2 separate regions of the Homo sapiens genome follow, and region 1 is linked to region 2. The links are chromatin loops, found by intact Hi-C in ENCODE. Cell type or tissue: MCF 10A. All regions are shown on one strand. Links, peaks and the distances in the headings refer to the core of each region. The heading gives the core; the rest is flanking DNA. Region 1 holds the start of LINC01694 (long intergenic non-protein coding RNA 1694). Region 2 holds the start of LOC124905042 (a long non-coding RNA gene).

Region 1 (10,761 bases), core at 805-8,804, 160 kb after region 2:
GGATGTTCACGATGACAGTGCTTGAAATAGAGGAAAACAATGCGTCCACATTTCCGTCAGTCAACCGTGGCCCGCCTATGGCCACCCGTCCATAGGGTCTGGATGAGGTCAAACGGGGGCCCCGTCAACAGCACAAGAAAATCATCAGCCAATTTTGCTTGGGAACAAGGGTGCAAAAATCTAAACTTACAGAAATCACTACACAAATCTGACAGTGATTTAAAGATAACACCCGGTGATCAGATAGGAGTGCAGGAGTGCAGAGCGGGCTGACAGGGAAACCTGCGCCTGTTGAGGCAGGAAAATTGGGTCTGGAGGCAGGGAGCATAAGGCAGTTCACACTTCAGCTACCACAGGAAATATCCTCTCCATAGGGCATGGGCCAAGTAAATGACTTTGTAACTTCACTTCATCCTCTCCAGTTACATAGGGTGTACCCCCAAGAAGCCCCATGGCGCCATCACTCCACGGCCCCATCACCCCACGGCCCCGTCGCCCCACGGCCTCGTCGCCCCACAGCCCCGTCGCCCCACGGTCCCATCACCCCATGGCCCCGTCATTTCAGCACTGGCGGCTGCTCTGCCCTGGGATGCGCCTGTCACGTGCAGTGATTTAAACATCAGTGAGGTGATTGATTCAAATACTGCGTACTCTTGCTAGTATTTTCCTTGCATGCTGATATGGTTTGGCTGTGTCCCCACCTAAATCCCAACTTGAATTGTATCTCCCAGAATTCCCACGTGTTGTGGGAGGGACCCAGGGGGAGGTAATTGAATCACGGGGACCGGTCTTTCCTGTGCTATTCTCGCCAGAGTGAATAAATCTCACGAGATCTGATGGGCCTATCAGGGGTTTCTGCTTTTGCTTCTTCCTCATTTTCTCTTGCTGCCGCCATGATTCTGAGGCCTCCCCAGCCATGTGGAACTGTAAGTCCAATTAAACCTTTTTTTCTTCCCAATCTCGGGTATGTCTTTGTCAGCGGCATGAAAAGGGACTAATACACATGCTTTATTGGTGACCAGGAGATGTTTTAAATTTTTCTATATGATTGTGGATTTCTCTTCTTCTTTCTTGGACTCTGCAACTTTGTTTTCTGTAGTTTGAGGCTGGCATCTTCCCGTGGGCTGGGCCCCATGCCACCAGCTGACCCTGGTCTGCTGAGCTCCTTGCCCGTGGTTCCTCTGCTTGGTGTTAATGCAGCCACCCCAGCTTTCCAGACCTCCCTTTCCATTTATCTTTCTGTGGCCTTACATTGAGGGTGTGTCTCCTGCAGGATCCAGTGTATCTTTATCTTTGAATTGAACTTTCTGGTTCTTTTGTTTTGATTCCATTATCTGCGTTTGAATTCTGGCATTATGAATTGTTTTCTGTTTTTCCTACTTGTTCCCTGTTCCTTCTTCTCCTCGTGGCTTCGATTATTTTTTATTCCATGTTTATCCTCTCTTAGCCTGCCAGTTATGAATTACTGTTCATTCAGTAGTTATCCATGTTAAAGTCCAGTGTAAATTCTTCCTGCTATCTCTTACCAGACCACCAAAGATTTACATCACCCCTTTATTCCATCCCACCCTTTGTTCTGTTGTTCTTATGTATTTTAACTCTACTTGCATGTCAAACTCTGGAAATCACTATTGTTATTATTTTCTTTTTCATTTTTTCGGGTCTTGCTCTGTCACCCAGGCTGGAGTGCAGTGGCACCGTCACAGGTCACTGCAGTCTCCAACTCCCAGGCTCTACCAATCCTCCCACCTCAGCCTCCCCAGTAGCCAGTACTACAGGCATACACAACCATGCAGTCTAATTTTTTAAAATTTTTGGTAGAGACAGCGTCTTGCTGTGTTGCCCAGGCTGGTCTCAAACTCCTGGGCTCAAGTGATCCTCCTGCCTCTGCCTCCTAAAGTGCTGAAATTGCAGGTGTGAGCCCCCGTGCCGGACACATTATCATTATTTTCTACCATGTATGCGTCTCTTTATTCACTTCCCTTTCCCGGGTCTGCGTTCCTTCCTTTATCCCCAAGCTCCCACCCCACCCTGGGGGGTCATTTCCTTTCCACCCTAAGAGCCCCTCATCATGGGTGCCGGTCTCTGGGTGGTCACTCCCCGGCCCGTCCGGGGTCACCTCCCTCCCACTCCCCTGCCTGCCTGGGGCCACCTCCCTCCACTCCACTGCTCATCCAGGGTCACCTTCCTCCACTCCCTTGCCTGCCTGGGGTCACCTCCCTCCCACTCCCCTGCCTGCCTGGGGTCACCTCCCTCCCACTCCCCTGCCTGCCTGGGGCCACCTCCCTCCACTCCTCTGCAGCTTCTCTGCATTGCTTCTTCTCCTTCACCTTTTTTGGTTGATTTTCATCTTGTACCCTTGGCATTTTTGGTTGAGTGACAGATGTTCATAGGACAGGTCTCAGGCCACCAGTGGTGCCGTCTCCAGGGAGCCGAGTGGCGCTCGCTCCTGTGGTCACCCAGGGAGGGAGGCCCTTGTGACCCAACTGCAGACTCTGGGAGGGTGGGGTCAGGCTGATTCCCCTTCAGGGTTCCCACCAACAGCTGAGGGGCTTCTCGGGGCCCCTTTGTTTCCTTTGGCCCCATGAGTGCTGAGAGCTGAGTCCGGCTCCCATGGCTCAGCTCAGCTTTTGCTTCCCCAGTTATTGGTCAGCCCGGATCCACGCCGCCCCAAGCATCAGCCCATCATCCTTACTTTCCCCGTCTTTCAGACCTTGGCCCCCAAAATTGTCACTGCTTTAGGAGTTCTTCATTGATTTCGAACAGACATTTTAAGATAGTTTTTTCTAGCTTGTGTTGTGTTTTTAATGGGAGAGTTGGTCAGCGTCTGCTGGAACAGAGCTACGCCTATGGAACCGTAGACTTGTTCGTGCTTTATTGTAAGTTTCAGTCGCTCCTGTGTGCATGTGTGCATGTGCCTGGTGTGTGTGTCTTTGCATGTGTGTGCTCACATCTACATGTGCGTCTGCACATGTGCATCTGTGCATGTGTCCGTCTGTCTGCATGTATCTGTGCATGTGTGTGCACATGTGCATGTGTGTGATCTGAGGCATCTTCCCATGACTGCTGCTTTCTGCTCCAGTTGCTCCTGGCTGAGCATCAGTGCAGCATCAGTGCACCCCCTCAGCACCTGGACACCACTCCAGAGACTTCTGAGCAGAGGCTGACAGCGCAGGGGGGCTTACTAGCTGCCTTTCATGCTGGCCGTGGTGGGTGAGCTGTCCAGCTCTCCTCTCCCAGATCTTCCAGGGGCCAGCAGGCTTCCACTAACCACAGGGCCTGGGGGCACTTCAGTCTACCAGGGCAGATGCTTGCCAGGCCCATGGGGACCAGCAGGCTCCCGCAGGCCCTCCCAAAGCCACATGCAGCAGTGCGGCTGGCAAGCCCCACTTGGGGGAGACCCTGCTGTTGCCGGCCAGGCCTGTGGGACAAGTACAGTCTGACATCTTTGCCGATGGCCTGGAGATGAGCACCCCCTGCTCTCTCCTCGATGTTGCAGCAGAACCCACGCGTAGAGAGGGTTGGGGCGAGCAGTCCAGGCAGACCCCCGGGATTTTCCTGCCGTATTGCACAAGCATTCATGCGTTCATTTAATCTTGCTTTTTTAGGCAATACTTTAAAGACACAAAGTCTCAACAACCATCTTCCGCTTGACGAGACAGATCATTCTAATTTGAGCAGAAGCTACTATGTCCTGCCCTTTGAACGCGGCGGCCCGGACAGCTGACAAGGACACACTGTGTATTTCCATTCCAATTCTGGGAGTGCTCTGAGGCCTCTGGGGGAGAAGGACCCATGAAATATTCAAAACATAAGTGAATAAAATATCTAGGTGCTAGATATGGGCCAGGAAGAGCCCTCGGCCCTGCAAAGTGTGTGTGATGGTGAGAAGCTACCGGAAGAGATGGTCCCTGTGCTTGGTTCATTCCTTGGACATTTATCAAGCTGACGAATGTAGCAGAGGTGCTTCAGTCGGCTGTAATTCCACGGGTGGAGTGCTGGCTGGAGAGTTACCTGGGGCTGTCACACTGCATGGGCTCCGGGACACTGTGGCTGCCCTTATGTGGTGTCCCCGGAGGGCCCTGCAGGTGTCACACCGCTGCTCCACACTGCCACCTGCTGTCAGCATCTGTGCAACGTATCCAGGTCTCTGGGGGCTAGAATGAAAAACATGCATCTCGTAACCAATGAAATCGGGCTTGTCCTGAAGACCTCGTGCATTCATCCATTCTCACACTGCTATAAAGACATACCTAAGACTGGGCACTTCATGAAGAAAAGAGGTTTAATTGGCTCACGGTTCTGCAGGCTTTACAGGAAGCATAGCAGCTTCCACTTCTAGGGAGGCCTCAGGAAACTTATAGTCATGGTGGAAGGTGAAGGCGGGACAAGGCGTCTCACATGGGAGCAGTAGAGAGAGAAAAAGAGGGGGTGCCGCACACTTTGAAACAACCAGATCTAACGATAACTCACTATCATGAGAACAGCACCAAGAAGCTGGCGCTAACCCACTTGTGAAGGACCACCACCATGATCCAATCCCTTCCCACCAGGTCCCACTTCCAACGTTGGGGATTACACTTCACGGTGAGATTTGTGCAGAGAGGACACAGGTCCAAACCATATCACCTGCTGTCTTTTTATTTATTTATTTATTTATTTATTTATTGAGACAGAGTTGCTTCGTCACCCAGGCTGGAGTGCAGTGGCGTGATCTCGGCTCACTGCAAGCTCCGCCTCCCGGGTTCGCACCATTCTCCTGCCTCAGCCTCCCGAGTAGCTGGGACAACAGGCGCCTGCCACCACACCCAGCTAATTTTTTGTATTTTTAGTAGAGACGGGGTTTCACCATGTTAGCCAGGATGGTCTCCATCTCCTGACCTCGTGATCCGCCCGCCTCGGCCTTCCAAAGTGCTGGGATTACAGACATGAGCCACTGCGCCTGGCCTATTGATTTATTTTTGAGATGGGGTTTCGCTCTTGTGGCCCAGGCTGGAGTGCAATGGCACGATCTCGGCTCACTGCAACCTCCGCCTCCCAAGTTCAAGTGATTCTCCTGTCTCAGTCTCCCAAGTAGCTGGGATTACAGGCATGCGCCACCATGCCCAGCTAATTTTGTATTTTTAGTAGAGACAGGGTTTCTCCATGTTGTTCAGGCTGGTCTCGAGCTCCCGACCTTAGGTGATCCACCCGCCTCAGCCTCCCAAAGTGCTGGGATTACAGGTGTGAGCCACTGCGCCTTGCCCACCTGCTGTCTTTTTGCATCTTCCAAGTAGACATCAAAGATTGGTTTGCTATCAGTGTCACTTCTATAATCCGTGGTTCTATATGAAGAAAACAAAATCCCAATTGGGGAAAATGAACCCATGGCATTTTGTTTCTTACTCTGGAGCCGTTTCTGGCAGTTTGCCAGCAAGCACACAGACCCACAGGACAAGCTTGGTTCATGGCCTGGAGTGCTGGTCTTGCTCATGGACACGCAATCAGAAGCAGTATTTTGATACCCCTGTGCTCATGGCAAGGAGCTGCGTGGGCTTTCAGGGTGGAACCAGGGCTTCAGGGAACCCCTTCATCCCGACAGGCATCACCCAGAGCACACCCAGAGCAGCCTGCAGCGGCGTGGAAGGGGCTTGCACTGGCCCCAAGGTGCAGGGGAGCCCTGCCTGCCTGTCTCCTGCTAGGCTTGCCTGGGCTCCCGCCTACAGACCATGAGAATTCTTCTAGCATGGGAAGAGAGTCTGACCAAAGTGACAACAGCCATCCCCTGACTGCCCAGCACTGTTCACTTCTTCCCAGATACTCCTACCAGACCAGGTCAGCCCTTCTTTTACTGGGGGGCCAGAAAGGTCCCCCCAATCCAGTCCAGGACTCCAGATGATGCCCATTTCTCTGCCAGTCCCAGCAATCTCCCTTCTCAGCATCTGGCATCCTGGGATGTACCCTAAAGTTCACTGGCTCAGAGCACCCTAACTATGGCTGCGGCGAGGGGGGAGGGCGGGATCAGGTCGGCGTGCTGCACATGGGTCCTGGGGCGGGAACAGTATTCTGGCTATGCTCCTGCAGCTGGGCCCTCACAAGGGGCAGCGTCTGCACCCTCTCAAGGCTTTGCAGATAAGGGTTTATTGAAGAGGGAGGTGACCCACACCATCCCCACTGAGGGATCTGGTTAGGGGGCTCCCCCCAGAATGTAGGCAAGAGGGCAGCATCTTGATAGTGAGGGTTGGTCACCCGGGAACCACAGTAACGTCTGCAGGGACCTTCCCCCAGTGGCACGCACTTCCCAGAATGCTCACGGTCACCCTCAGCTTTCAACTGTGGGGACCTAACGCGTCTCCTGGTAGAGTCCTCACTCCCTTGGCTAAAACTTCTGAAAGCAGCGAGGCCGGGCTCCCTGGCTAGGATGGCTCTGGCCCTGAGCAGGTCATTTGCGTCAAGTTTCACCACCCAGCACCCTGTGCTTTCCCCAGCTGGCTGCACGCTGGGCCTCCGGGAAGCCGGCAAGCCCACCTGATTCTGGATCCTCCCTCCGAGCCTGGGTGACGCTGTCATGAAAGAAGCTGCCAGAAGCCCACAGCAGGGCAGTTAGGCAGGGAATGCGAGTCCGTGTCCAGAGCAAGGGTGACTCCAGTCCCTCCAGGACGGAGAAGCCAGTGCGACCCACTGTCCCAGGCCCCCATGGCCCTGGCTGCTCCTGGCGGACAGAGGGGCATGTTGCCCACGCTATGCCTTGTTCCCTCTGGGCTGCCATGGCCCCTGGAACAATTCCTGGGACAGCCTGGGGAGGAGGCTGACAATCATGCAAGGTGGATGCAGCTTGGCCCCTCCCAGTCACCTATGTGTTCCTTCCTCAGACTCCCGTGGGGCTGGAGTCATGATTTTGCTCCCCATCCCATCTGTAGGCCGCCCCTGCCTGGATGAGACCACGCTGACACTCACACGCCTCCCTCCAGGAGGACCTTGCCTCCACTTTCTCCAGGGCCACCTGTGATGCACCAGGATCCATCCTGTAATCCCAGCTACTTGGGAGGCTGAGGCAGGAGAATCACTTGAACCTGGGAGGCGAGAGGCAGAGGTTGCAGTAATAAGCCAAGATTGGACCACAGCACTCCAGCCTTAGCAATAGAGAGAGACTTCGTTTCAAAAAAAAAAACCTATGCAAATCCCAATTACACACGCTGAGTGGCATGTTCAGCTGAGCCACCTGCCCAAGGCGGGACCCTCTCTTCCTCCGTCTGCAGGTCACATGGAGATGGCAGAGCACCTGCACGTGCACCTGGAGACCCTCTCAAGCCTCGTCTCCTGGCACTGCCTCCTCCTGACATTGGAGGCTGCTGGGAGTACCAGCCTGTAACCCTCGTTGTGATGGCACCTGCCTGGTGCTATAATTCAGACATTTGTCTCCCCAACCTCATGTTGAAATTTGAACCCCAATGTTGGAGGTGGGACCTGACAGAAGGTGCCTAGGACATGAGAGCTTGGTGCTGTCCTCGCGGTCATGAATGCATTCATGCTTTATTCCTTCTCACAAGAACTGATTGTTAAAAACGCTTGGCACCTCCTCTGCCCACTCTCTCTTGCTCCCTCTCTCACCATATGGTCTGCATGCACCTGCTCCCATCGCCTTCTGCCATGAGTGGACACTTCCTGAGGCCTCACCAGAAGCAGATGCTGGCACCATGCTTCTTGTACAGCCTGCAGAACTGTGTGCCAAATAAACCTCTTTTCTTTATAAATCACCCAACCTCCCAACACAAATCGTCCAAGACACCTGGTGTCCCCCAAACAGCTCCTTGGTCAACCTCAGATTCAGGACCAATCTGAGAGCTGTTTCCGTGAAGGGAGGAGAGGAGAGTTGTTAGCTGAAGAGGACATGGGTTTGCTCAAGATCCCTGCATTCTCCACTATGGCTCTCTGATTCTCCTCTCTGAGCTTGTGGCAGACACGGCAGATACCTCAAGCATGGCTGGGCAGCAGATGCTGGCTGAGAGGAAGTGGCTGAGCCCAACTTGTCCCTCCTCAGACCCCAGAATTGCCAAGACCAGAGTCCTCCATAAAGACCTCACAAACAGGCAATCACTGCATGCTTTTCCACAATTAAATATGTGCACATCTTAAGGAAAGGACCTAACATCCTTCAGCAGTATCTCTTTCCAGGGCAGGGAGTGACTGCGTCAGCAGCCTCAAGTACCTGGAAACTGTCCACATCAGGCAAAGTGGTGGGAGAGACACAGATGTTTCCACCAGCATTTAAAAGAAAGGAAAGAAAATTATTGACAAGAAGCCTCCATGGTGGATCAGGCTTCAACGTTTTGATGGACCTGGCCTCTCTTGGAAGCAAATCCCTGGATGGAGCCCATGTCTCTTTGGGCCCCCAAAGGCAGCCTGACCTTGACACGGAGTGCAAAGCAGACTCAGCTGCTTGTGTTTAATGGGGATTCGCATAGTTGGTTTTTGGTTTTGTTTTTGTTTTGTTTTGTTTTTTGTTTTTTTTTGAGATGGAGTCTTGCTGTGTTGCCTAGGCTGGAATGCAGTAGCGTGATCTCTGCTCACTGCCTGCAACCTCTGCCTCCCCAGTTCAAGTGATTCTCTTGCTTCAGCCTCCCGAGTAGCTGGGATCACAGGCACGTGCCACCATGCCCTGCTAATTTTTGTATTTTTAGTGGAGATGGGGTTTCACCATGTTGGCCAGGCAGGTCTCGAACTCCTGACCTCAAGTGATCCTCCCACCGCAGCCTCGAACAATGCTGGGAAAACAGGCGTGAGCCACTGTACCCAGCTGGGATTTGTGTAGTTTTGTCCGTGCTGTTATATGGTGCACTGGGCAGAGCCAGCCAGTCCCGCCTCGAGCCCCGTTACTTTGGTCTCTGATGCAGATGTTGTGTGGCAGTGGAACGGCCTCATCAGCCCCACCTGGGACCTGGCAGGGGATGGGTCTGAGCAGCCCTAGAGGAGGGTCCCCAGGGCCCACAGCAAGGGTGACATGACCCACACCATCCCCACTGATGGGACCCACACAGTGAACCTCCTCCCACACCCCCTCCCCAGCCGGCCACTTGGACCAGAGAGACGTTATCAAAGTGCCCTCTCAGAAACGTCGCCTTCATCCACCATCCTCTTTTAACCCACTGGGCTTGGTCAGGAAGCCGTTGGTCAGCAGGGGGCAGGTGGGGTTGGGGGGCACCCTTATGTCCTGTGAGACCCTAGCAGGCACTCCAGCTTGGGATTTCCAGAGGCTCTGAGGTGGCTAAGAACAGGATGACAAATCGACTCCAAGGTTCAACTCTTCCCCTCATGGACACTCCTCCCTATGCTGTTCTCATCTCAAATTTTACCTGTTTTTCTCAAAGTAGCTCACCAGAGGTTGGAAATGAGATCAAAGGTCAGCGTGGATCTCAACATTATTATTCATCAGGGAAATGCAAATCACACCAGAGATGAGACGCCATGACACTCACACTAGCAGGGCTAAAATTTAAAAGTCTAGCTGGGGCTGGGCATGGTGGCTCATGCCTGTGATCCCAGCACTTTAGGAGGCCAAGGCAGGAGGATTGCTTGAAGCCCAGGAGCTCAAGACCAGCCCCGGCACCAAAGCAAAACTGTACCTCTACAAGAATTTTTTTTTTAATTGGCTAGATGTGGTACACATGCCTGTGGTCACAGCTACTTGGGAGGCTGAGGAGGGAGGATCACTTGAGTCCACGAGTTCGAGGCTTGGTGAACTGTGATCATGCCACTGCACTCCAGTCTGGGCAACAGAGTGGGACCTCATCTCTTAAAAATAAAGAAAAGGAAAGGAGTGGAAAGGAGAGGAGAGGAAGAAACTTGATATTTCAATTATTTTAAATTTGTTGAGACTTGTTTTGTGGCCTAACATATGGTCTATCCTGGAGAATGTTCCATGTGCTGAGGAAAAGAATGTATATTCTGTACAGCTGTTGGATGGAATGGTCTGTAAATGTCTGTTAGGTCCATTTGGTCTAAACCATAGTTTAAATCCAATGCTTATTTGTTAATTTTCTATCTGATGATATGTTGAAGGCTGACAGTGTGATGTTGAAGACCCCAACTGTTACTATATTAGAGTCTCTCTCTTTAGATCTAATAATATTCACTTTATATATCTGGATGATTTGGTGTTGGGTGCATATATATTTACAATTGTTATATCTTCTTGCTGAGTCAGTCCCTTTATCGTTATATAATGACCTTCATCTCTTTGTAGTTTTTGACTTAAAGTCTGTTTTATCTGATAGAAATATAGCTACTATCGCTCACTTTGGGTTGATGAAATATCTTTTTACATCCCTTCCCTTTTAGTCTGTATGTGTATTTATAGGTGAAGTGAGTTTCTAACAGGCAGTATATAGTTAGGTCATTAAAAAAAAATCCATTCAGCGAGTCTGTATCTTTTAAGTGGGGAATTTCATCCATTTACCTTCAGGATTATTATTGGTAGGTGAGGGTTTATTTTATAATTTTGTTAATTGTTTTCTGATTGTTTTGTATATCCTTTGTTTCTTTGTTCCTTTCTTCCTTCTCATTATTTATCATTGAGGTTGGGTGGTTTTCTGTAGTGATAAGGTTTGATTCTTTTCTTTTTCTGTTTTGGATATTTGCTTTACCACTGAGTTTTATACTTTTGTGTGTTTTCATGATAGTGATTGTCATTTTTTCACTCACAGATGTAGGATTCCCTTGAGCATTTCTTGTAAGATCAGTCTAATGGTGATGATTTCCCTCAATTTTTGCTTGTCTGGGAAA
Region 2 (10,761 bases), core at 1,486-9,485:
AAGCATCTGACCAGAGGGTGCAGGGCCACAGCATTTCTGCCCTCGGGGACAGGCGGCCCGTGCTGGGACGGGCGCAGGAGCTCCTGAAACCTCTGTTCTCAGTTCAGAAACCAGGTACCTTTCCCATCTGACCCCCCAGGCAGCCATTAACAGGTCCAGGTGAGAGAGTCTGTGCATGAGACCTACTTTCCTTGCTCTCTCCGGGGGGGTTTGCAGCAGTTCTGAGCATCAGGCCAGAGGCTGGGACTCCCTGCCTGAGTCGGGGTGAGGGCTTCCCGTGGCTCTGTGAGCTTCAGAGGCTTGGCATGTACAAGCAGGGCTGTTACAACAGCCTTTAAAAAATCATGGAGAAGAACCCAGTGCATCTTCTCCTCAGAGGGTGGCAGAGGCTGAATGAATTTGCATCTGGACGTTCCACTTCCACCTCCTTCCTAACCAAAGACTGTATATGCAGGTGGTTCGTGGATGTATCTGGGCTGACTGGCAGTGGGGAGATGGGGGCTCCCCCACGTCTTGGCGGGGGTCCCGGTGGGTTGCAGCCCCCAGAGCCGGGCTTCCCGGAAAGGGGCATCGCTTCTCTCTTTTGGGCTGTGCTGGGGTCTCTCTGGTGAGGGGTGACCCAGGGCCTTTGAACAGCCGGTCCTAGACCAGGCCCTGGTTCCTGTGATGCTGACAGGCTGTGGCTTGAGAGCCTGGGTCGGGAAAGCCCAGTCAGAGGGGAAGCCGGGGGCTGGTTCTGACCCTGCATGGTTTCCTGAGGGACGTGCTCAGTGGGATTTGTCCCTGGAGCACCAAGGGCTGAAGGAAAGCCACTGTCCTGCTTTCTCGCAGCCCTGGTCCCCATTCTTCTGTGGGTGCAGGTGGGGATGGTGGGGTGAACCCGCCCTCCTGGGGACAGATATAGGGATGCCGGGATGCCGCACTGCAGGTGTGAGTCCTGGGAAGTGGGTAGGGGGTCGATGGGAGGAAGAGAGGAAGGTGGGGTGGGGGCGGGAGGAGAGAAGAGGAAGAAGGGGGTGGGGGGAGGGAGGAAGGAAGAGGAGGAAGGTGGGGTGGGGGTGGGCGGAGGGAGGAGGAGGAAGTGGGGGCGTCCCCATCAGAGACCTCCTGCAGACCTCCAGCTGTTTGGTCCATGGGTGGGTTGGTTAGGTCTGGGTTCAGAAGCCCCTTCAGTGTAGGTGCTCAGCTGGGCCATGGAGTCCTGGCCTTCCCTCTGAGCACAGACCCACCAGGAATGGGCAGCCCGTTCTTAGTGACCCTGGGGGCTGGGGAGCACCCACCCTCTGAGCCCCAGCTCGGCCTCCATGTGTCAGGTGGGAGGCACGGGCAGGGCCAGGCTGTGGGAGTCCGGGAGGGAGTCAGAGGTTGGCTGGGGCAGAGGTGGGGTCAGGGAGCAGGAAGTGAGCGTTTGCCCACTGGGGTAGACGCTGGGTGGATGGGGAGCTGGGAGTCCTATAGGGTGAAGGGTCTGCCGTGGGCTGAGGCATGTTGGGGCATCCCGAGTACCTATGGGCCCCTTGGACGTCCCCCCGGCGCTCCCTGGCACAGGTCTGCTCGGAGGGTGTCGGCCTCCTCTGCATTCAGGATCGTGGGTCTGTCAATTGGGACACCTATGAACAAATGCTCTTCCCATCAGTAACTCCGTGTGCCCCTCTCTTGAGCCCCTGTGAGATGCACCCTGGGGTCCCAGCCTCACCCACTATCCTTCACAGCAGAGCTGTGGGTCCATGGCCCAGGCAGGGTGGCCAATTCCTGCCCACTGCAGTCGGCAAGGGGGACACTGGGGCCTCAGGCTCATCTTCTGGGTGCGTTTATAAAGCCAGCACAATGTGCAGCGTTTGCAGACAGTATCCTCTGTGAGCAAGAGCATGTTTAAAGGGGGCTCATTTGAAACCCTACCTACAGGGCTGCCATCCCTCTGGTGAATGCCCACGTGGGTGACAGTGATTCTAGCCCTTGATTTCCTTGAGCTGATGGTGGGCCCCTGGGCTGAGGAGACCCTCAGCCAGGAGGTCCCAGGCCCAGGGATGAGTGAGCTGTACAGCAGTGTCACAGCAAAGCAGCCACCCTCACCCGGGGCCCATCCAGCGTGTGCAGTGGGCAGAAGCCTGCGTGAGCTGGGCAGGGACGAGGGACTGTGCCGCCGCCCCATTGTGAATCTGTGTTCATTTTCCTGACTTCCTTCATTTCTTGTGATTTTAAAGCTGGGGAGTGGAGATTCTACTTCCTGCTCTATCTGGAAGGAGAGGGCTTTCGGTTCGGCAAAAAAGTCGTCTTTGTGGGCGCCTGTGCCTCAGGCCACGTGGAGGCCACATGGAACTCCCATTGGGGAGGGGACCATGGGACTGGATGGCGGGAAAGTGCCCCACCCCTGCAGCCCTGGAACTGTGGCTGGGGTGGGGCTGAGGCTGGGGGAGGGGGTCTGGTGGGGAGGGAGCTGAGGCTGCTCAGGGGACTGCTGGTGGGGGGCCCTAGAAGGAGGGAGCCGTGGCTGTGGGGTCCCTGATGGGAGGGAGATGTGGCTTGGCGGGGAAGCTGTGGAGGGAGGGAGCTGTGGCTACTGGGGAGCTGTGGCTGGGGGAGTGCCGTGCCTGGGGGTCTGTGACTGGGGAGTTGCTGGCTGGGGGGCAGCCATGGCTGGGGGAACCCTGGCTAGGGAGGGGCTGGCTAGGGGCGAGCCGGGCTGCGCGGGGCCCTGGCTGGGGAGCAGCTGGCTGTGGCAGGAGCTGTGGCTGGGGCTTCTGCTGTCTGCATCCGTTCCTGTACATAGTGAAGGTGGGTTCTATTGCCAAGGTTCTGCAGGTGAGGGTGTGTGCTGTTCACACCACAGCATCACACAGGCACTCTCCTGCACACACACTCACACACAGACACACAGGCACTCTCCACACACACTCACACTCAGACACAGGCACTCTCCTGCACACACACTCACACAGACACACAGGCACTCTCCTGCACACACACACACAGACACACAGGCACTCTCCTGTACACACACACACTCACACACTCAGACACACAGGCACTCTCCTGCACACACACACACTCACACAGGCACTCTCCTGCACACACACACACTCAGACACACAGGCACTCTCCTGCGCACACACACACACTCAGACACACAGGCACTCTCCTGCACACACACACTCACACTCAGACACACAGGCACTCTCCTGCACACACACACTCACTCACAGACAGACACACAGGCACTCTCCTGCACACACTCACACTCACACACAGGCACTCTCCTGCACACACACACTCAGACACACAGGCACTCTCCTGCACACACACACACACAGACACAGGCACTCTCCTGTACACACACACACTCACACACTCAGACACACAGGCACTCTCCTGCACACACACTCACACAGGCACTCTCCTGCACACACACACACTCAGACACACAGGCACTCTCCTGCACACACACACACACACTCAGACACACAGGCACTCTCCTGCACACACACACTCACACACTCAGACACAGGCACTCTCCTGCACACACACACACTCACTCACACACAGACACACAGGCACTCTCCTGCACACACTCACACTCAGACAAGCACTCTCCTGCACACACTCACACTCACACTCAGACACACAGGCACTCTCCTGCACACACACACTCACTCAGACACAGGCACTCTCCTGCACACACACACACACACTCAGACACACAGGCACTCTCCTGCACACACACACTCACACACTCAGACACACAGGCACTCTCCTGCACACACACACTCACTCACACACAGACACACAGGCACTCTCCTGCACACACTCACACTCACACTCAGACAAGCACTCTCCTGCACACACTCACACTCACACTCAGACACACAGGCACTCTCCTGCACACACACACTCACTCAGACACAGGCACTCTCCTGCATACACACACTCACACTCAGACACACAGGCACTCTCCTGCACACACACACTCACACACTCAGACACACAGGCACTCTCCTGCACACACACACACTCACACTCAGACACACAGGCACTCTCCTGCACACACACACACTCAGACACACAGGCACTCTCCTGCACACACACACACTCACACACTCAGACACACAGGCACTCTCCTGCACACACACACACTCACACACTCAGACCCTCACACTCCAGGGCTGGGCAGGGGACCCCGGACCTGGCCTCTGGAGCTCATCCCTGGGTGCCTGGGCACGGAGTGCCGGTCACACTGTGCACCCATCCTTGTTTTCTCGATGTTGGGTTTACTTTTCCTGCCGGCTGCACGGCCTGCCCTTCTCAGGGCTTTGGGCTACTCTGCAGGGCTGGTGTTCAGGGCAGGAAAGGGAAAGGGGCAGTGGAGAGGGAGTGTGTGCTGTAGAGGCTAAGACCCCATTTGCACTGAGCCCTTCCATGGCTGTTCAACTCTGACGGGAGTCCACTGAGGCTCAGGACGCCTCTGCAGGGTGCCAGGGCCACGCAAGCTCCACAGCACGTGGACAAAGGCGCATCTAATCCTTGCAGGCAGAGTGGCTTATTAGACACGTTAGCAGGTCTGTCTGTGCAGCCGGAAGGAAGAAAGTGAAGTTAGATGCCCACATGTGACTTGGCATCCAGAGGCACATTCCAGATGGCGACCCGGGGCTCCCTGGTGTGGTCTGGGGGCCGGTGGGGGCCGAGGGGCTGCTGTGGGTCTGTGTGGAGATGGATACCGAAAGCCACAGGACGTGCTTAGGGACTTGCATGGCAATTTGGCAGGGCCGTTCCCAGCGCAAAGAAAGGCTGTCGGAGGTGCAGGCCACGCTCATCACCCGCATCTGACCCCACCAGGCATCCCACAAATGTGACCCTTATGTGTCTGTTAAAAACTACACTTAACGTTTTTTAATTCGAGAAAACCTATCTGTTGCTGTTATGTACAGTGCTGTAATCAGCAAACGTGTTCCTTGGTCATTTCCGCAACAGAACACAGTGGGAGGGGCCTGCTCTTCCGCAGCACCCCAGGCAGGCCTGGACCGCCCGAGTGGCCGTGGTCCAGGGGCGCGGAGGGCGCAGCGCGTTCCGTTTCGGCTCCTCTGGTGCGTGCCTCGTGTGCGTGTGAGCAGAGGCCGTGTGGATGCCGGGCGCCCGCCGGTCACGGGCTGGTGGGCAGAGAGGTCATGACCTTTTACTTTCTAGGCCTTTACGTATCGCAACGTGTGCGTTACGTTCATCATAAAAACGTCCGACGAAACCAAGAGCAAAGTGAACTTATTGGTGAAAGTTGCCATTGGGACTTCGGTGCCTGCTGAGAAATGCCTGGGCCTCTGGCTCCCCCTGGCGGCCGGTCCCTGGCTTGACGGAAGCGCGTCGCGCGGGCTCCAGACGTCCTGGGCCAAGTCCTGTGCGCGGGGCCTCCGGGTCTGCGAGCTGCGGCCGTGTTCAGAGCGTGTTTTGCCCGGAGCTGCTGCCAGCCTGGGCGGCTTTGGGCGCGTGCAGCAAGCAGGGTTTGGATTTGGAAGTGCAGCTCGTCCTGGCGCCAAGCACAGAGCCTGGCCTCTAAGATGCTCGGGAAATGCCGCTCTCTGCGCCCCTGAGTGCTCAGTGCGAGCCTGTGAAGTCCATTACAGTCTCCGGCTGTGAATGTAGCAAGGAGTGGGAACTAGGCCTGGGAGATGGGAGTGTTTGTCTGATGACTTCCTGAGCGAAAGCAAACTGGGAAATCTCGGGCTGCGCGCTGGTGCCCCGACTCCGCACCTCCCACCCCTTCTGTGGGGCCAGCACCCAGAAAGCGCCAGCGGAGGCTGGCAGGCCGTGGGCCGCATGGGCGGAGGGGCCGGTCCTCCGATGATGGGGCAAACGTCTCCGGCCTAGCCCCCGACGCTCGGGGATGTAAGGGCAAGGGCTGCGGGGTCGGAACGTCGGCTGTGGCTGTGGCTGTGTGACTGCTCCGCACCAGCTCAGCTTCCTCACCTGTGCACACAGGCTCCCGCTGGAATTTGCTGCGTTCTCCAAGCTCTGCAAGATTCAGAAGCAGAGGCCTCCCTGGGCTCTCACAGCCCCTTAGCTTCTTGCCCACCCACGGAGAGGGTCCAGAGCTGCCCCTTGCTGTCTGTGAGGAAAGCGGGTGCTTCAGGCCTGCCAGGGGTCCACTGGGAGTTGCTGGGTGGGCTCCTCAGGCCCTGCCCAGGGCTGACCCCTGGCTCCAGGTCCTGGGCCTCCGTGCCATGTTCCCCGCAAGCAGTCGGGGCCTGCTGGGGTTTGAGCCACGTTCCCCGGAAGCAGTCGGGGCCTGCTGGGGTTTGAGCCACGTTCCCCGGAAGCAGTCGGGGCCTGCTGGGGTTTGAGCCACGTTCCCCGGAAGCAGTCGGGGCCTGCTGGGGTTTGAGCCACGTTCCCCGGAAGCAGCTGGGGCCTGCTGGGGTTTGAGCCACGTTCCCCGGAAGCAGTCGGGGCCTGCTGGGGTTTGAACCACGTTCCCCGGAAGCAGTCAGGGCCTGCGGGGGTTTATGTCACACCCTGGCTGCACGTGGGGATCGTGTCTAAGCTTTTTGGAAATGTCGATGCCGGACTCCGCCCCAGACCTGGAGCTAGGAACTGGCCCCTGGCCATGGGCCCAGGCAGGGTGAGGTTTCCCAGCACCCTGGGTGATCTGAACTTGGGAGCAGGGCTGGAACCTGGGGGCAAGATCAGCACTTCTAGGACGTTATCGTGCGTGGGAACCACGGGACGCTCACTCATAGGAGGCTCAGCAGTTCTCTCGCTGTGCCGAGGCTGATGGAGACCTCACTGCTTGCCCCCGGGATGCAAACCCCGGGGACACCCGCCTTTCCGCTCCAAGCTCTGCCCACCGCCTCACATGGCCCTGGGAATTACAACAGACTTTCCCATCTCCCCACTATGGGCGGAATCTGCTGCAGCTGCCCAGACCTGGGGTCTTGCAGGTTCTGGACACCACAGCTCCCCTACACACAGAGGCTGCTCCTGCGTGGCCCTGGTCCCTCACCTCTACTTCTGGCACACGCTCCTCCACCTGCTGCCCTTCAGGGTTCATCGAGGTCTTATTTTGGTTCTGTACTGGGAGAGGGGGAAGCAATGGGGCAAGACGCTGCCCCTACTGTCCCCAGAAGATGAGGGACAGCACAGATGCCCAGGTAGAGTTTTCCTGTGTTAAATCATAAAACCCCCACATGCCCATCCCAGGTGCCCCACCTGCCCCAGCAGCTGCCTCCAGGCCTCGGGACGCTTGAACCCACCTCGAGGGCTGCCAGCTCCTGGCCTGGAGGTGCCCCCACCGGGTCCTCCAGTCCTGCTGCCCGGTGGCTCTGGCCATGGTTCCCGTCCCGGGCTGTTCATGTTCCCCCTGCTCCTCTCCGTGATCTGCCATCTCTGCTTCACCAGCCGGCGCCTTCTACAGAACACGGCCGTGAGCTTCCCATGTTCTGCCGCTGGCTCTTCACGCCAACAGGTCTCCTCTGAGCAGGGCCAGCTTATGGCATGGCGCCGGGTCAGCTCTCACCTGTCCCCCTCAGACGCCCACCTCTGATATGCAACTATTTCCAGCAGAAAATGTCCCATGTCCTTAAAGGATGGAGCACGCTGCTGGGAACACGGCTCTCTCCATAAAGGAGGGACTCCCCATGCCACTCCCAAGGCCACGGGAGGCCGCCCTCAGCACAGGGTCCATGGGGTCTCGGGGTCTCCCTGCCAAAGCACAGGCCTGGTGACCCCCTGGGACCCTCACTCCAGGGAGAGGACTGTGCATCTTGTGTGCTTCTCACAGTCACTGTGTGGGGTTCAGCCCAGGGGAGGTCACCTCGCCCTCATCCACGCAGTCCTGCGGGGAGGCCCATTTGCCCTGACTGCACAGTCCTGCAGCTCGGCTGTGCCCTTGAGTGGGTGGCGCTGCCCTGTTGCCCACCGTAGCTGCTGTGGGGCCACAGCCTTGAGCCTGGACACTGGCCATGACTGGATACCACCGGTGCACAGGGTGCACGTGAGGAAACCCTGCCCGTTCTGTGCCCGTGCCTTGCTTTTTCTCCTTTAAATCCCACCTGTGAGTTTTATTTTTGTAACTGCAGAGCATGATGAAAACCGTGAAGCCACAGAGGCACACGTCGTGTCTGTGGGGAGGGCCCCTCACTCTCTGGCTGCACATCACCCATGTGTCTCACTCACCATGGGTGTCCCTGCCCCTGAGCCCACCCTCACCTCTGTCAGCTGGGCAGGCGCTGCCCTGTCAGCCTCTGCCTCCACTTCCTCCACTCCTGGACATCGTAGTCTCTGTCGCCGGGTAGTAGCAGGGCCGGACCCCTTCGGATGAGCACGCCCAGGCCCAAGAGTGGCAGTCCTGGTGTGGGCGGTGGTGCTGGTGTGGGCGGCGGTCCTGGTGTGGGCAGCGGGGCTGGTGTGGGCAGCGGTGCTGGTGTGGGCGGCGGTCCTGGTGTGGGCGGTGGTGGTGCTGGTGTGGGCGGAGGTCCTGGTGTGGGCGGCGGTCCTGGTGTGGGCAGCGGGGCTGGTGTGGGCAGCGGTGCTGGTGTGGGCGGCGGTCCTGGTGTGGGCGGTGGTGGTGCTGGTGTGGGCGGAGGTCCTGGTGTGGGCGGCGGTCCTGGTGTGGGCGGAGGTCCTGGTGTGGGCGGTGGTGGTGCTGGTGTGGGCAGCGGTGCTGATGTGGGTGGTGGTGCTGGTGTGGGCGGTGGTGGTGCTGGTGTGGGCAGCGGTGCTGATGTGGGTGGTGGTGCTGGTGTGGGTGGCGGTGCTGGTGTGGGCGGCGGTGCTGATGTGGGTGGTGGTGGTGCTGATGTGGGCGGCGGTGCTGGTGTGGGCGGTGGTGGTGCTGGTGTGGGTGGTGGTGGTGCTGATGTGGGCGGCGGTGCTGGTGTGGGCGGCGGTGCTGGTGTGGGCGGCGGTGCTGGTGTGGGCGGCGGTGCTGGTGTGGGTGGATTCCTGGAGGACAGCTGGGTCTTGCATCCAGCACAGGTCCTGGTGCCTGGGAGGTGCTTACCCCATGGCCCCAACCGGCACAAGTGTGGCTGTCACAGCTGGGGTCTGGGTAGGTCTGGCAGCCCCATGGGAACCTGGCTGTGTGAGCCTGCCCTGGGGCCTTCCATGAGAAAACCCAGTTAAGGAGCAACCTGGTAAACCCTTGAAAACCAAGTGGGCCTTCACCAGCTTGAAAGGCCGCCCGTGCCTTTCCTCCTTGGCCCTCACAGCCCAGCTCGGCATCGCAGCAGAGTCCCGGTGGTGGAGATGCTTTGCCACTGGCCACCCAGAGCTAGGAGCCTCGGCCAAGGGCTCCCTCCTTGCACTGTGGTCTCTCGGGACCTAGGAGGTCCCGGGGTGTGGACTGTGCTGAACTGTTCTCCGACAGGCGGCCCTTTTTCTCCCACGTGGGCGAAAAGTGAAGCCTCTGGGTGGTCCTGTACCTGTCTGTCACATCCCGGGCTGCAGCCGGGTCCCCAGGGAGGCCTCCGTGAAAACACAAATCAAGTGCCAATTTCCTGGTGAAGAGTCTTTATGAGAGCAATGCGGCCCCGTGCCCCTTTACGCGGCTCTGCTGGTGGAGAGGAATAGCTGAGCTGCAGCACTAAGGAGAGATGCCTGCTGCATGATCCCCTAGATGCGTCCGAGGGACACTGGACATCTGGTGGCCCTCCAGACTCCTAGGAAGGGGACCGTCCTCCCAGTGGCAGCCAGGACTGCCTGTCCTCTTTTGGGTGGCCAGGATGTCACAGGGCGAGTAGGTGTCTGGCCCTACCACTGGGGGGCCATGTTGCCACGCAAGAATTCAGTGTCCCTCTGTGGGGAACGTGCTTCCCGGCTGCCACGCTGTCGCTCTCTCTTGTCTTCTGTTCGGCCCCTTCCCCGTTGCACATCCTGGCCTGGCGTGGTCGTCCCGTGGCGTCCTCTACCCTTTCCCATGTGACACATTCGCTCCATGGTACCTCCTGCCTCCCGAAATCACCTCTAAGTTCACTTTGTGCCAGGTTTTGTTCTCCAGCGCATCTTCAGTGCTGCGAGCAGGCTGGGCTTGCAGCAGGAGCACGGGTGTGCGTGTGGAGTGAATGAAGGGCCGTGTGCCCGAGTAGGTGGCGTGCAGGGGTGTAGTGAGGTGCGTGCAGGGGTGTAGTGAGGTGTGGGATGTGCAGAGTGAATGAAGGACGTTGTGCTCGTGTGGGTGATGTGCGGGGTTGTGGTGAGGCGTAGGGCTGGGGTCAGCTGGTCGTCCGGACTTTTGGTTTTCTGGCTGTAAAATGCACATGCCAGGATAGTTGTGAGGTGCACGCTCACTCGTGCATGGAGGGTGGTTCCACAGTGCTGTGGACAGAGGAGCCCTCGATAAATGCCAGCTGCGAGCACCGGGGGCCAGCACGAGAGCAGCTCTGAGAGCCTGGGTCGTGCAGGGCGAGAGAGGCTCCGGGGAGTGGAGGCTGTGAGCCAGGGAGGAAACACTACTCCACGTGTTAGGAGGAAGCCACGTGCTCCTCGAACATGCTGGTACTAGGTTTGAAAACCAACATTAGCAGCAAAGATGACTCCGTGTCCATACCCTAGTTTTTAAAAGTTGATATAGCCCCTCTAAAAATGAGTTTGAAAGCACAGGAATTTATAAGAGAAAAACTTTCATCAAATACATGAAAAAAATCAATCTCACTCAAAATGGAATTAATAAGAAATCAAGCAGCATTAAGGATTGCGTGGTTTGGAAAATGTGATGTGGGTCTCCCTTGATTGTTTTGAATGGCTTTATTGAGATGTAATTCACATTCCGTGCAATTCACT

What was found. A loop is a pair of places that touch in the nucleus more often than their neighbours do. Peaks named below come from ENCODE experiments on the same cell type or tissue, not always from the same donor. Only the 100,000 strongest peaks of a DNase experiment are listed, where the experiment ranks them.
Region 1: it touches region 2 in a loop (15-fold over the local background); 4 of 110 quality-filtered maps call a loop at or near these places.

Annotation. Positions count from the first base shown.
Region 1 is chr21:45,592,783-45,603,543 of GRCh38, forward strand. LINC01694 (long intergenic non-protein coding RNA 1694) reads left to right here and starts at 872. Exons shown (of 2, transcript NR_146912.1): 1 at 872-926; 2 at 3,609-10,274. All of the region lies in intron 1 of LOC107985485 (a long non-coding RNA gene), which reads right to left. RefSeq lists an enhancer at 2,927-3,428 and silencers at 3,973-4,267, 8,039-8,239. In MCF 10A, for the core only: a CTCF peak has its summit at 4,117 (motif pointing left); a DNase peak (open chromatin) is centred at 4,109.
Region 2 is chr21:45,434,253-45,445,013 of GRCh38, forward strand. The region is part of intron 2 of COL18A1 (collagen type XVIII alpha 1 chain); the gene reads left to right. LOC124905042 (a long non-coding RNA gene) reads left to right here and starts at 4,107. Exons shown (of 2, transcript XR_007067909.1): 1 at 4,107-7,133. RefSeq lists enhancers at 1-826, 4,611-5,340, 5,341-6,070, 6,071-6,800, 7,981-8,490. In MCF 10A, for the core only: a CTCF peak has its summit at 5,305 (motif pointing left); a DNase peak (open chromatin) is centred at 5,309.